2 separate regions of the Homo sapiens genome follow, and region 1 is linked to region 2. Evidence: chromatin contacts called from ENCODE Hi-C or POLR2A ChIA-PET data. All regions are on one chromosome and are shown on one strand. The core of a region is the stretch at or near the end of the contact, and the rest is flanking DNA. Distances in the headings are between cores, read along the strand shown. Region 1 has its middle 30 kb from the start of LINC02971. Region 2 holds the start of IRF2BP2 (interferon regulatory factor 2 binding protein 2).

Region 1 (7,495 bases), core at 2,441-4,940, 320 kb after region 2:
GCTGCTTTTGACGGCCAATATCTTCTGCACAAATTTCCCCTGTGAGCACCAAATCCAAATGCCCAACATCCTACTGGACAATAGATTTTCAAACTCAACATTCCCCAACTCAACTCCTCATCCTCCCCCTACTTCTTTCCCAAATGTATTGTTCTTATCTTTCTTCTCTCCCTGACTCCCTGCACGTATTCAACTTACCTACTTTTTTGCTTCAAAATGTCTACTACCAGTTATGTAGATTCCAAGTCCTCTAGATTCAACCTTAGTAAGGTCTTTGCTCCCACCCACTCCTCCATATCCCCACGGTGACAGCACCGTTTCCTGACCTCAGCACCTCCATCTGGCCTTGCAGTGCTCTTCAACCCACCCTGCAGGCTTGCCTTTCTCTGTCCATCCTCAGCAAACCACCAGGGCATCCGTCTAAGACAGGAAGCTCTGATCACCTTATTTTCCAGCTGAAACCCCTCAGTGGCTCTCCCTGGCGGGCCTCCCCCTCATCCTGCCTCCTGCTGGCCCAGGCCCATCTCATTCCTCATCCCCAGCTACACCAATGCCTGACCTTTCCCAAACACACTGCATCGTCTTGCACAAAGTGTCTCTGCCCGCCCTCCCCACCAGCAAATATCTTCTGTCTCTCATGCTTCCATGCACCACCCCCATGAACACATTTCCCCAGCATAGTGCAACGCACCCTTGGTGCACACTGCTCCCTGGGCAAGAATTTTTTTCTCCTTGCCAGCTCAGCTACTGGACTATAAGCTCCTTGCAGGCAGACATTAGGTCTTGATTCTCTTCCTCACATCCCTCGTGTCTAGCATAGTACCTGGTACACAGAGAGTACATAATGAATATTTAGGGAAAGAGGCAAGAGAAGGGAGAGGAGGAGAAAAGAGAAGAACAGAGAAGGAGAAGGAAAGGAAAGAGTCAAAAGACCAACAGAATTGGGTTGTACACTGCCCACATACCTGGGGAGTTAAGATGCGTGTGCACATTGTGTGTGCACATACACACACACGATGCTACGGTCCTTTCAACAACTTAGCATCATAACTCCAAGTGCAGCTCAAGTTGCAAATTGTAAATCTACTTAGAGAGCCACAGCATTTTCCTTGGAAGACATTTACGGAGTATTACTCGGCACATGCCACCGAAGGCCCTCCATGGGTCAGGCCTCGTGCTAGGCACTAGGAAGACAAAAAACGGGTGAGAATTTGTTTTTACCATTGAGAAGCTCAGAGGAAAAATCTGGGCAGCAAACAAATGGGCCAAATCTGGCCAGCAGCTGTTTTTGTAAATAAAGTTTTATTAGAACACAGCCATGCCATTTACTATCAGGCTCTTTGCAGAAGACATCTGCTGGCCTTGCCCTAGGTAGTAGAGGCCTCAAGGCCCTTGGCCTTGTCCACTGCCAACAGCACACAGCCCCTTGCTAAGTGCTCAACAAATGCATCCTCAAGGCTCCAGAAACTCTCTGGAGTCGGGCTCACTGGTGGAGAAGAACTCCTCCTCTTTATCTAATATTAAAATAAGTGTGCATTTTCCTCCAAGCAAATGTGTGCCACCAGAAGAGGCAGCACAATATCCGGCAGCTGTTGGTGACCTCTCTACAGACATGACGGACTCATTTCCGGGACCGGCCCCTTATACAGAGACTTCCATCCAGCATCCTCACAGTGTCTGGCCTGGGCTGTACAAATCCAGAGACCTAGAAACAGAAACTGTGATTCCTCTCGAGAAGTGAGGCTGCTATGTGGCTGGCGTGCACACCACACTGCCAGCTTCGGGCTCTATTGCCTTATCTTAAATTACAAACTCTACCAGAAGAAAATGTCACCCTTCTGCTGGGGTCCGGAAGGCTTTGTGTGTGTTAACAATCATCTTGGAACCTGCGCTCAAGACGACCTCAAGCACACTTTGTTCTTCAGCTCTGGACGTGTCGTGGCCGTCAGGGTGAAGAGAGAGATGAGAACAGAGGCTTGGACAGGACAGCCCTGGCTGACCAGTCAAGTGTAGAAGACACATACATACATTTCCTTTTTTCCTTTTCTTTTTCAACTTTTATTTTAGAGTCAGGGAGTACCTGTGCAGGTTTGTTACAAGGTATATAGCATGATTCTGAGCTTTGGGGTACGATTGGCACCCAGGTAATGGGCATAGCACCCAACAGGTAGTTTTTCAGCCCTTGCCCCTCCTCCCCTGTCCCTGGTCTAGTAGTCCCCGGTGACTATTGTTCCCATCTTTATTCATGATAGCAAAAACACAGAATCAACCCAGTTTCCCATCAATGGTGAATTGGATAAAGATGTGGTTCATATACACCGTGGAATACTACACAGCCATAAAAAAGAATGAAATCAGGTCTTTTGCAGCAACATGGATGTGGCTGGAGGCCATTAACCTAAGCGAATTAATGCAGGAACAGAAAACCAAATATATCATGTTCTCACTTATCAGTGGGAGCTAAACACATACCTTTCGGAAGGCACCAGAACACTGGTTTGTTCCTGCTTTGTCTTGGCACCAACCCACTTGGCCCCTGACTCATCTTTCTCTACAACACTCCTGTTTGCTTTTCTCTACCATGGAGAAGGTATGTCTCAGTGGAAGAACTATGGGAGGTATTCAGCCCAAACATCCTCTAAGACAGTAAAGTGTTAACAGCTTAGAAAGAGCTGCAGACTATTAAAATGTGAGCTGCGTTAGTCAGCTGAACCGAGAATTCTCATCCTGGCCCTTGCTCTTGGAGGGAATGCATGCCTTAGTGCTTACTCAGCTCTTAAACAGGGTTTGTTGTTTTGTGTGTTTTTGTTTCCCGTGACTGTGTGTGTTTGACTTTTTTTAAACTGTGGTTTAAGAAAAAAAAAAAAAGTTGATCAGTAAGTCAAAGTGTCAGAACTGTCTGGGTTGAAGCAGGCACTCATAGGGAAGCAGGAAGACCAGTCTGTAGGTTTAGGGGAGGGGAGCAGAGGAAACAGAATTTTCATTCCACACCAAGCCTGCAAAATCATACAGACAGGAGAGCCCAGACAAAGCTAAATGTCATTTTCTTTATCCTAATTTATTGATTTCTGCTGGCTGTCGGGAGCTCTCGGGGAGGAAGCATGCTGAGTCCATAGCTAATGCTTTTCGTTGTTCTCACAGTTAGTGGGCCCTGGAGCTTGGGGAAGGGGGTGGCATAAGTGCAGGGAAATGGTGACGAGATGCAAAAGAATCATGGTGGCCAGAGCAGAAAATGTGTGCTCACATTTCTCTCTCTGCAGTGTTTCTGAAATGGCCTCTTCATTTACTTGAAAGAGACCTCATGCCAAAAAATGCATAGCATCATCCCCCACCTGCTCAGTCATGCCTTGAATCTCAAGCCCAGAAACGCAACTGCTGCCGGTGGGGGGTGCACCCCAAAAGTCCTCATCCTGAGAACACCTGTTAAAAAGTCCACGATGGCAGAAATCCCTGGTGCTGCATGGAGAATCTCCACTCAGGTGCGTCACCCCCTAGACGTTAGGAAGGTCCGGGGCAGGTGTCCGGTGGGGTCAGGGAGACACGCAGGTTCAAGGTTGTTCTACAACCCTGAGAGAAATGTCTGGGCCTCAGAACGTCAAGAGAGCTGGTTCTTCAGAGTTCTATTTTCCATTCCGCTACTTTGAGAGGGATGTGGGCTTTCATTGTGCTCGTTATTTTCATGAAAACTCATTACAAAACTGAAACCAACATCACAGAACAATGAGGAATCACCAGCCCATTGAACAAGTGCAGAGCGGCACATATGACCACTGCAATGCTTCCTTTCCAAAGCTCTTTTGCTCTTGCGTGGAGTGGCCCCCGCCACGGGCTTTCCCAGGTCACACCTGCTCCACACTTCTCTCCAGGTGCCTCTGTCCCCTGAGGCCTCACCTCGGGCCCGGGTCGCCCTGCACAAACAGCCCCTGGGCGGGCACACAGCACTGACTCTGCTGCAGTCTCCAGGTTCCCGAAGCCAGCTGCCTACTGGACACTGCACCCTTAAAGTCCCACCGATGCATCCCCAACAGGGTCTCCTCCACGGCCCCCCTTCCTGGTGAAGTCTGATCAGCTTCCAGCCACACAGATGTGAAGACTCATTGTCTCCAAGGAGCCCCAGAGTCCGGTTGATTCCCCTTCTGAATGTCTCCTCATTCTGACCTCCTCCTTCTCACACCCACTGCCCTCCACCCAGCCTGGCCTCAGCCCAGAAGGGCCTCCTCTCCAGCCTCCGTCCGGGTCTCTGTCACCTCACCTGTACTCTGCCCTCCACCTCACCTCTACTCTGCCCTCCGCCTCCCTCTGGAAGGCTGCTGTCCTCCTCCGGGGTCCTTCACTGCTCACTGAACCACCTCTCAGTCTGACCTTCAAGGACCCAAATCTACCAACTCACTCTTCTCTTATTCTCTAACACCAACCCTCAACACCATCAGGCTGTCCCCTGCCACTCCATGAATGTCCGTCCCTCATACCTGTGTCCCCACCATCACCTTATTTAAAATGCCTCTCCCTCTGATCTGCCCATTCAACGCCTCATCGAAGCCCAATTCCAGTCCCTCCCTCCCTGTGGCAACCTTGCCTGACTCTGCAACAACTGCAACCCCATCCTTCTCCCTGCCTTTGTGTCCCCATGTTGCTTCATTATAGTGGGATGTCAATAGGCATTAAAAGGTTGCTGTCTCCTCTACTTCCTTGTACCCATTGTCAAAGACCCCCACCGGCTTGTTCGCAAATTCAGAAAAACGTTCCCCTTCCTCAGAACACTACTGCTCAGAGATTGTCGCATTTACCAAGTCTGTTCACATTTATGAACACATTTATGAAGCCTGAGATGAATGGTGGCCCTAGGACTGCTGGTGACAAACCCGCCTGAGCCCAGCCCCCAAGGTGGCAGGATCACTTCCTACCCACTGTGCACACCAACTTCAGGTTCTTCATTTCCCAGCTTTCAAGTAGGCTTTGTCTATCTCTAGCGGAAACAATAAATAGTCTGAAAACCAAAGCACTTTTGATTTGCAAAAGGCAGGCTGCACTGAGAAAGAGATTTCTCTTAGAATTCTGAAGGATGCCTTCACACATCAAGAACCAAGTTAGAGCTTGGGAGTGCAGGTTTATGCCATGACTATGAGGAGCAGAAGTGAACAGAAAAATGTGGGTTGATGTCAGAGAATAGCTATTTATCTACCGGAAAGGAAATGATGGATTACCAATAGGCAAGAAGAAGGGAATCCACAGAGAATATAGCTTAGACACTTGGGACGAAACTGGAAATGTTTCCCCCAGCTCTCCCCCTCCAAACCGTGCCCCTCCCCCAGTGAAAACGCCAGCAGGGGAGGCAACCAGAAGTCTCAGAAACCCCAGGTGGGCTTGGAAGGAACTAATTAGCTTGGGAGAGCTAATATCTCAAAACAGTATTTACCATCTGATGGATTTTCCCTTCATGGGGATGCATCTCCTCACCGACACTGTAAATCAGCTGCCGGGGCAGGCCCGTGGCACAGGTGTGCACACACCTGGCAGCCTCAGCTCTATTCTCTGCTCACCAGAGTCCAGCAGCCAGCACATAATCCCCTTGTTAATACACTGCTCCACTCCTAATAAGAGCAGGGCAGCGTCCCAGGGCCTAAGGTTTACAGAGACTGCTGAAGAAGGGGCAGTTGGGTCCTTCACTCTTTGGTAGGGGAAGCAGGATAAAAGGGGCTGCTAGAATGTATGGCAGCGTGGAGGGCTGAGCAATGATTCAGAGCTGGGGGATCAGGGATGGCTTCATGGAAGAGGTGGAAATTGGCTTGAGTCTAGAAGGGTGAAGAGCGTGTGATATTGTTTCTTCATCGTCCACCTTCCTCAGACCAAGGAGAAAAGGGGACTTGGCCCCGTCAGAGGAGGTCACTGCCTGCTCCCTGCAGGGACAGGCGGGCCTGGCATCTACACCCTAGATTGGGCCCCTAACTCTACTTTGGTTAACTCTCTAACCCAGAAAGCATTCCTTCACCTCTTGAGCCCGTTTTTTTCCTCATAAAATAGGAAGAGTCACGTTGCCTCCCTTGCCAGTTTGCTGTGAGAATTAAGTGAAAGAGCAGAGTTACATTTCATCTGTGCTGACTTCCTTTCGGTTATGGACTGAATGTTTATGCTCCCCACAGCCCAACCAAAATTCCTATGTTGAAAAAAACCCAACTCCAAAGGTAACGAATGGCATTAGGAGGTGGGGCCTTTGGGAGGTGATTAGGTCCTGAGGTTGGAGCCCCTGCAAATGGGATTAGTGCCTTTATCAAAGGGACCCCAGAGAGGAGTCTCATTCTCTTCCCACCATGCAGGGACACAGCTAGAATGTGCCATCTGCAGTCCAGAAGAGGCTCTCACCAGAACCCAACCATGCTGGCACCCTGATTTCAGACCCCCAGTCTCCAGAACTGTGAGGAAGAACTGCGTGTTGTTTATAAGCCACTGGGCTCTGGTACTTTGTTACAGCAGCTGAAGCTAAGACATTTTCCCTCCTTCTTTAATAGGGATGATGGGCAGTAAAAAGCTTAGAGGAATTCAGCTGGACGTGGTGGCTCACACCTGTAATCCCAGCACTCTGGAAGGCCGAGGCAGGCGGATCACGAGGTCAGGAGATCGAGACCATCCTGGCTAACACGGTGAAACCCTGTCTCTACTAAAAATACAAAAAAATTAGCCGGGTGTGGTGGCGGGCGCTTGTAGTTCCAGCTACTCGGGAGGCTGAGGCAGGAGAATGGCGTGAACCCAGGAGGCGGGGCTTGCAGTGAGCCGAGATGGTGCCGCTGCACTCCAGCCTTGGCGACAGAGCAAGACTCTGTCTTAAAAAAAAAAAAAAAAAAAGCTTAGAGGAATTCAATCTTTGACAGACTTTGCATTCTAGGGTGCTGGATCAGGGGGGTCCCTGAAGCCCCTCAGGTCCCCAGTAGGTGATTCCTGACCAATGTCTTGCCAGCCTGGCTAATGTCTCATGTGCCCACAGAGCTTGACCCACCCACTCGGCCCCATGGGTTTGGGGTGGGGCTGCCACACCTCTCCTGGCTGTCCTGGCCAGGCTGGTATCTGGGCCAGTGCCTGGCTCCCCCATGCACAGGTCCAGGTGGAAGCAAGGACCAGTAGTCTGGATGCCAACCCAGGAACCTCCCAGCTCACATCCTCCTTGTCCATGGGGTTGAGGCCAACAGAGCAGCGGCCTTGGCCTCGAAGCAGTATGTTCACAGACACACCCACAACATCCCTCTTAGTTTGATGAACGAAAGTTCTGCTGACTGGGTTTCCTTTCAGGCCGGGAGCTGTCACGTGTTACCTGTCCTCTGTTACAATGTTTCCCATGGTTGGAGCTGGGATTCAGCATCCTGTCCCACCTGTGCCTGTTTGTGATGACTTCACATCATTAGGGGACAAGCCTATGGGATGAAAGGACCCCTTGCTGAGTCCCTCAGCTGGGCTTCTACTTCCTGCCAAAGGGGAACAAGCCTATGGGATGTATCCTTAGGGG
Region 2 (7,556 bases), core at 1-2,500:
CACCAGGGTGGGCGGCACCGCGTGGCCGCGCCGCGGGTTCGGGCTCTGGCGATTCAGCTCGGGCGGCTCCTCTAGCTTGGAGAAGCCGTTGGGCACCAGGATGCCGTTCACGGGCGGCGGCTGCGGCGTCGGCGGCTGGGCCAGGCTCGCTGCCGGGCGGCTGCTGCCGAAGTCAGAGCCGAGGCGCGGGGGCCTCTCGGCCGCGGCCGCCAACGGGTAGCGCTCCAAGGCCTGCGGCGCGCGCGGGGCCGCCTCGGGGCCGCCGTGGCCAAGCTGCTGCTGCTGCTGCAAAAGGATGTCCTTGGCGGAGAGCGGCGGCGGCTTGGCGGCGGCCGAGGCCGCGGCGCCGGGTGGGGAGCGACCCTCCGGGAAGCAGCCGTGCGCCCGCTTGAGCTGCCGCGCCGTCTCGATGACGAACTCGACGCGGTCGGCGCCCTCGTAGTTGACGCAGCCGCGGCAGACGGGTTCGGTGAAGTCCCAGATCATGGCCCAGGGCATGCGGGGCAGGTCACACAGGTAGCACGACTGCCGCCGGGACGCGGCCGCCACCGCCACCGCCGCGGCCATGTCCGAGGAGCCCGCGACGCCGGAGGAGGAGGCGGAGGAGGAGGAGGGGGCGCCGCCGCCGCCCCCCACCGGCACCACGCGCGCCCTCCTCCCCCCCCAACCCCGCGTCTCCCCCACCAGCGGCGGCGGCGGCCGCAAAGGCGGCGGCGGCGGCGGCAAAGCCCGCGAAGGCTCGGCGCCCGCGCAGCGCCCCCGGTGCACGAGGGGCGGCGGGCGCGAGGTGAGGGGCTGCAGCCGCGGCAGCAGTTCCCCCCGGCCGGCCCGGGCACGGGCGGGCGGCGCGGCGCGGCGGGGCGGCGGGCGCGGCGGTGGGGGCTCGGCCGGAGCCGCGGCGGGCCTCCAGACCGGGGCGAAGACGGGCCGCGCGGGCGCGGGGGAGCGCAGCAGGTCGCGGCGGCGGCCGGCACGGAGTGCGGGGCGGGGGGCGGGGAGGCCGGGGGGGCAGGGGGCGGGGGGCGGCCGCCGGGGCAGGCTCAGCCCGAGCGGCGGGGCATGCCGCGCCGGGGTGGCGGCGGCCGGGCGGCGTGGAGCTCGGGCGCGGCGCGGGCCCCGGGTCGCTCCGCCGCTCTCTCACAGCTCCTGGCGTCGCCGCTCTCCAGCGCCAGCGTCAGCGGCCAGCCCGCCTCAGCTCCGCCGCCGCCACCGTCGCTGCTGCTGCTGCCGCCGCGACCGCTCCACTTCTACAGACTTGATTCTTCGACAGTCTCGCACGGCGCCTGCGCGGGCCCCCTCCCCTCGTGCGCGTGCCCGCCCTCCCGCGCGCGCGCTCCCCCTCCCCCCGCGCGCCGAAGGAGCGCTGCCGGGAGAGCCGGCTACGCGGCGCCCGCCCGCCCGCGGGGCAGCGCAGCAGCGCAGCGCCGGTGTTCCCTTCGGAACACCGCGCAAAGTGATCGAGTGCTTTTCCTCCACTTTCCCTCACTTCGCGCCCCACCCGGCTGTCCCGACCACCCTCAGGATGTTTTCCTCTGGTGTGCCTCTGGGCCAAATCGTGCTAAAAATCATTTTTTTTCTTTTATGCAAGGACACTTTGTCACTTGGTTTCCGTCAGTCTCCTGAGAATGGGGAATTTAGGTCTAGCGTGGTTCACAGTTCTGGTTTTTTAGGAGTTATACTTGAAAGCTCAATGTCGGACACATAGCATGAAATCCGTCACTGGTGCTTTGCATTTGTCTTGGAAAGGACATACGCCCCGCCTGTCCCTTTTACTAACTAGGGAGACTGTGAATATTCCCAAGCCCAGCACCACGTGCACACGCCGCCAGCTGGCTCGCGCGTTTTCCACGGAGCCCTCTGGAGGGGAGGGAGCGCGGTTCGGACTAGCCTCTCCCGAACACCAAGTGCCGCTCTTAGCCCCGTCCAGCCCGCCCTGTTCATCGGGGGCCTCGCCGCGCCAGTCGCCCCGGCTGCCTTATGTAGGTATGCGCGGCGGGCGCGTGACGTGGGCGCGGGGCCGTGGGCGGCCGCCGCCGCGAGTGCGCACGCTCCGCGCAGACGTGCCTCGGCGCCGCTGGCACTAGGGCCTCGTGGAACGAATGCACATTCCAGGGATCCGGGGTCTACGGCCAGCGCGGCCGCGTCACAGCGCAGGCTCCACCCCCTTCGGCGAGTCTGGGCGTCGAGGCGCCGCCCCCGGGCCCGAACTTGGACTCGAGGTGGCGGGAGGCGAGGGCGCGAGTGGGGGGGGGGGGGGTCCTGCTCGCCTCCGCGAGGTTCCCGAGGGCCGTGGGGGCGACCGGCTGGCTGGCTGGCCCGCCGTCCCGCAGGGCGGGCCGCCGACGGAGGCGGACTTTTGCCCTATATGCCACCCAGGCCGGGATGAGCCCGGCCTGCAGGTCTGCCACCGTTGGCAGCCTCAGACTCAGCCCAGACTGAATTGAATGTTTGAGTTTCGCACTTTTATCGGGAGGAGGAGCTAGTGTGTGTTATGGTAAATCACTTTGGGCTGGTCGTTAGTCTCCCTAATACACGTAGGCTTAGTCGCTCTTCAATTGGGACTTTTACACTTAAGCTCTTTAAGGGCGGCCTCTGGAGCTGCTTTTGTTGGGAACACAGGCCCACAACTCTCCCTTGAGACTGGAATGAGCTGGTTAAGTGTGGGAAGAACAGGGTACTAATTATATTATCTTTCCTACAACTGGATTGGTAGGTGGAGAGAAAAAAAAAATCATGCTGACGTTTCTCTCTAGTCGTTGCTATTGAAAATACCAGGTTGCTTCAAAGGATTAACCACAAGGAAGAGGAAAAACACCCTTAGAGAAACAGTGGAGGGAGCTGCTTAAAACACATGAAAAAACCTGTTCGAAAATGGCACAGAAAACGTAATGTCAGACCTAAATGTTTTTACAGGCTAACCTTGAATGTCTTTTGGGGATTTCCATAGAAGGTGCGCCTGTTTTAAAGGTCTCTGCATCTGTTCCTGGATCTTGCCCTGCAATTGCAATCCTGCCTCACCCTCTCCAAGCTGGGAGAATGGGGCCTGTCCAGATCCTTCCCGGGAGTAGCTGGTGCCAGCGGGTTTGGTCACTCCCAGGCCCTGCTGTTGCACACCGCTTTCAAGACCTGTCCCTTTGGTCACCCTCCTCAGAGACCCTGTGACACTCATTCCAGTACATGCCTTCACCCACTGCGTCACTGCCCAAAGGGGATGAAGTCCAGTCCTTGTGCTGCAGAGAAATGAACCAACTCATCGCCCCCAAGAGACGGCCCCACTAAGCATTGACTGAAACATACTAAAAGAAAACACAACTCACCATTAGAGTTGTGGCCTAATTATACTCATTTCTCTGCAAGCTGGTACTGTAATGGCCTCAAGGGGAGAGCCTGCCACTCCATCCTAAAATAGAATTAGAGATAGAAATTCTGCCACGATACTAAGATCTTTGCAAAACGGAGCTTTTCTTCTCCAAAGGAAGAGCATTTCCTTCTTATTTTACACTGCCAGTTTCATGTCGAAACTGAGTTGTTGTAACTTCCCTAATGAAATGCCCGATGGAAAATGGAAGGGCTATTTTAGTTCTGGGCTCGATCCGGAATCAAGGGGGTTAAGGCTGGATTCAGGGCAGCAATTCCTTATATTGTATCAGAAGTCTTTCATGCAGCCTGGCCTTTCATGTAGCTCTGAAGCAGCTTTATCGATGTATGCTAAGTAAACATAGCTTTGTTTTTGTCTTCCACCCACCGCTCCCTCCCGGCACAGACTGGAGTTGGATCCCATCCAAAGCGGCTGCTGCAGCAGTTACAGCCGCCTCCTCCACACACAGGAGCAGGGTTTCTAGGGTGAGGCAATGCGTCTGCAATTCGCAGAGACAAGGCAGGAATTGTAATTGTAGTTCATCATGTGATGACTTATGAAAGAGGAAGTTGGTATGTTTTAGTCACGTAGACTCTGCCCTCTTGCTTGAGGCACCAGGTCCTCTCAAAAGAGAATTATGATCATCTTTGCCACCCAGAGTCAAGGTTACCGGGTTGGCTGCAGTGTGCTCCTGCACATTCATATACGGACAGGCAGGCAGATGCTGGGCCAAGTGTCGGCGACGCAGCGGGATGAGGCTGGCTTTTCACCAGAACACTAAAATGTTGCAATTTGTCTTAAGGACTAAAGGAAATATTCTATGGAGAACACTCCTGCTGAGACTAGACAAACCAACAGTCCTTTCCAGCTCTAATTTCTGAGAGTTGTTTTTTTTTTTAAATAAAAATCACAGTGTAGGAGTAAAAGGAAAGCCATTCAGTATGACACTATCAGAAAAGCAGGAATAAGGAAGTGGCTTGGAAGGCAAACCTAAGAGAGCAGTTGTAAGCGATAGCTCAATGGGTAGAACTAATGTGACCTTCCGACACTGAGATTGAAACGGGCTTCTACTGCGTGAACGTTAAACATCTAAAATCTGAATCTGGTTTCCAGAGCTTACTCCAGTCAAGCAGCTATTAACACACGGAAGCCCTGAACTGACAGTCTATAGAGCAGTGTAAAGAAACGGTTCCTACAAGAGTACCTTATTGGAACTTTGCCCCCAGGTTATGCAGCTGCAAGAGGGGTGCAACCCCATTCCCCCAGCAGCTTGTGGGTGCTGTCCAGGAGATAGATGGTATTCCTAGGAACTGCTGAGTTCGTGGCTTTCACCCTCTATCCAGAGGTGGAATCACAGCCTTCATTCTTTAGAGTGCAGTTTCCTTAAATAGCATGATGTTGCAACCATGCTAAAGCTTCTTAAACTCTGATCTTGGCGTATTTGAAGAAGAGAAAAAATGCAGCCACATTTCATCTGGATTTCTGTGGACATCATTGCGGGTTTCTTCAGCTTTGGCAAAAGTGTCGTAAGGTTTGAAGAGCACACGTGATATTCAGGGCTTTTCCAATTTTTTAAATAAGTTATATATATTTGAACACATTTGTTTATATGAATATATCTACACATACTATGGAGCACCATGACATAAATGAACCTTCTGTAATTGATATGAGAGTCTTCCTTCTTAGTAACAGCATTTTATGAGACAATCTTACTGTTTTTCAAATTGCAAATATTCTTTTTTAGAAATACTTTCCCTCTGTTTGACCTCTCTCTATAGCCTACCTCCCCTGTGCACAGAGCATACAGATATTAAAGAGACTTTTGCATGTGGAGGAGATAAACTCTCTGTGGAGGGTCTAAGAATCAAGCCAGATAAAATCACAGGAGCTCTTAATCATCCACATATTGTACACAGAAGCTGTTAGTCGGCAGCCTATATGTCAACGTATGTATAGGTCCCTATTTAGAGCAAAATTTGGGATCTTGATGAAGGTTAAATACTCACTGTGTCAGAATTTAAAGAGCTAAGTGAGAAACAGACAAAATAGACAAAGGAGAGATTGAGGTCACACACTTGCTCAGTCTGCAAGGAAATTTGTAGAACTGGAAGGGATTCAACAGCCATTTGATGCCAGTAAACCTCCTATTGACTTTTTGGAAAAAGCAGGATGAAATGCACTTTTCTGGAATATCTGGATGTGGGTTTAACTTAGAATATTTAAAACACTCACTGAAGCCCTTTGAAAGATATCAGTAGGAAGATGTTGACAAAATAATGAATTAACTTCACAGATAATGTTTGAAAATATAAAAATGGTAAATTTTCCCTTCTTAGCTTTTCTATTAAAAAATGTACATTTCCTACATACACATTCCATAGCATAAGAACTGAAAAAGTCAAATAATGTAATAATTCTAAAACGTTAAAGAACAGTACGATGGCATGGTATTTGCTGTATCTTTCACATGAACATTTTAAAAAGATATTTCAAGGATAAATTCTATTCTCTTGTCATCCTTTTCAGAAACTAAAAACCTGACTTACCTAAAGTAACATGAAAAGTGAGTGTCAGAGGCCAGACGCGGTGGCTCACGCCTGTAATCCCAGCACTTTGGGAGGCCACAGTGGGTGGATCAGGAGGTCAGGAGTTCGAGACCAGCCTGGCCAGCATGGTGAAACCCCATCTCTACTAAAAATACAAAAATTAGCCGGACGTGGTGGCATGTGTCTGTAATCCCAGCTACTTAGGAGGCTGAGGCAGGAGAATTGCTTGAACCCGGGAGGCGGAGGTTGCAGTGAGCCAAGATTGTGTCACTGCACTCCAGCCTCGGCGACAGAGCAAGACTCCATCTCAAAAAAAAAAAAAAAAGTGTCAGAACTGATATCTAGGTGTGAGTCCTGTTGCCTGAGGATGTAGTCGAGAATATTCTATTTGCATTTTGCATTGTTAAAAATCATGTAAGCACAGCATAGAGCCCAGCAAAGGAGTGTTAACATCTGAGTGTTAACAGGAAAGGTGTTAAGATTTGCTATCTATACCTATATTTATAGGAAAAAGGAAAATTTTAATATAGTTCATAGAACAATCAATCCAAAGAGAAGTAAACATTCACCACAGACAAAAGGAGCTGACAGAGGTAGGGCACAGTTGCTATAACACCATGTCGAGTGTGGGACTCTTTAAATGGCACACCATTTTTATGCTAGTCTTTATGAACCTTGGATAAAAACTGATGTTGGTGTTAGGATAAAAGATTCAATTGTGGGAGTCAGTTGGGTGATGAAATGGTTTTGGCACTTACCAGGTTGGAATACTGCACCTCCAACTCTTTGTGATCTATTTTCTTAAAAAGAGGAAAAACTCATGAAATAATTTAATTCCAATTGTAGGAGTCCAATCCTGACTACTTTGCACTCAGACAAATAAATACAATGGGCTACAGGGTACCGAAAAGAAAAAAGTGTGAAACAACATTGTATAGAATATCACAGTTGCAAGGGTACAAGTTGTTCATAAAGTATGCCAATGAACTTTCATTGTTATTATTATTATTATTTGAAACAGAGTCTTTCTCTGTCGCCCAGGCTGGAGTGCAGTGGTGCGATCTCAGCTCACTGCAACCTCCACCTCCCGGGTTCAAGCGACTCTCCTGCCTCAGCTTCCTGAGTAGCTGGGACAACAGGCACATGCCACCACACCCGGCTAATTTTTATATTTTTTAGTAGAGACTGGGTTTTGCCATGTTGACCAGGCTGGTCTCAAACTCCTGACCTTGGATGATCCTCCCACCTCGGCTTCCCAAAGTGCTGGGATTACAGGCGTGAGCCACTGCACCCGGCCATGTTTTGTATTTCTTATGAAATAGAAATTAGCCAATATGAATTAGGCTTTCTCTTGACAAGATGAAAATATATTTTGCAAAACAATGCCATTCAGCAGGATAATTTGGCCTTACCAATGGAGTTTCACTAATCTATTCTGGTGACTGACTTACTTTAGTCTAATGGGCTCAGCAAAAAATAAAGTAAGCTTGTTATTTGAAACAATTATTGTATGTATATACTGCAGATTCCAATGATATCTCTCAGAGGTCTACACATTTAACAATAAAATTCTTTCTCCAACACCTGTTTTTTGGCATGGGAGGAGTAGTGGTCATTTTTGTAGGTAAAGGAGACACAGAGAGCTCCCT

Evidence for each region. Hi-C counts contacts between places; a loop is a spot of excess contacts on that map. ChIA-PET counts read pairs that join two places held with the same protein, here RNA polymerase II (POLR2A). Pooled maps may share reads with other maps.
Region 1: a loop to region 2 is called in a map of PC-3, with 17 times the contacts of the local background. The contact joins the enhancer-like site here to the promoter of IRF2BP2 in region 2. A Hi-C loop is called at or near these places in 33 of 168 maps with a recorded cell type or tissue (CD4-positive, alpha-beta T cell, CD4-positive, alpha-beta memory T cell, GM12878 and 20 more), 33 of 37 single-sample maps with no recorded cell type and 33 of 50 pooled maps. POLR2A ChIA-PET finds 5 or more read pairs at or near these places in 28 of 52 experiments (A549, AG04449, AG04450 and 22 more).

The regions. Positions count from the first base shown.
Region 1 is chr1:234,923,306-234,930,800 of GRCh38, forward strand. No RefSeq gene overlaps it. Among named protein-coding and RNA genes, the nearest start is that of LINC02971, 30 kb to the right of the region's middle. RefSeq lists enhancers at 3,355-3,434, 4,195-4,284. Within about 2 kb of position 3,691, at least 25 of the 41 ENCODE cell types and tissues checked have a DNase peak (open chromatin) inside an H3K27ac peak, as active enhancers do; they include B cell, CD4-positive, alpha-beta T cell, GM12878 and 12 more, where a contact is called at or near this core.
Region 2 is chr1:234,608,928-234,616,483 of GRCh38, forward strand. It overlaps IRF2BP2 (interferon regulatory factor 2 binding protein 2), which reads right to left and starts at 1,251. Exons shown (of 2, transcript NM_182972.3): 1 at 1-1,251. The coding sequence starts at 567. RefSeq lists silencers at 66-345, 586-665, 1,046-1,145, 1,206-1,395, 1,876-2,475 and enhancers at 726-1,423, 1,526-1,625, 3,776-3,835, 4,116-4,165.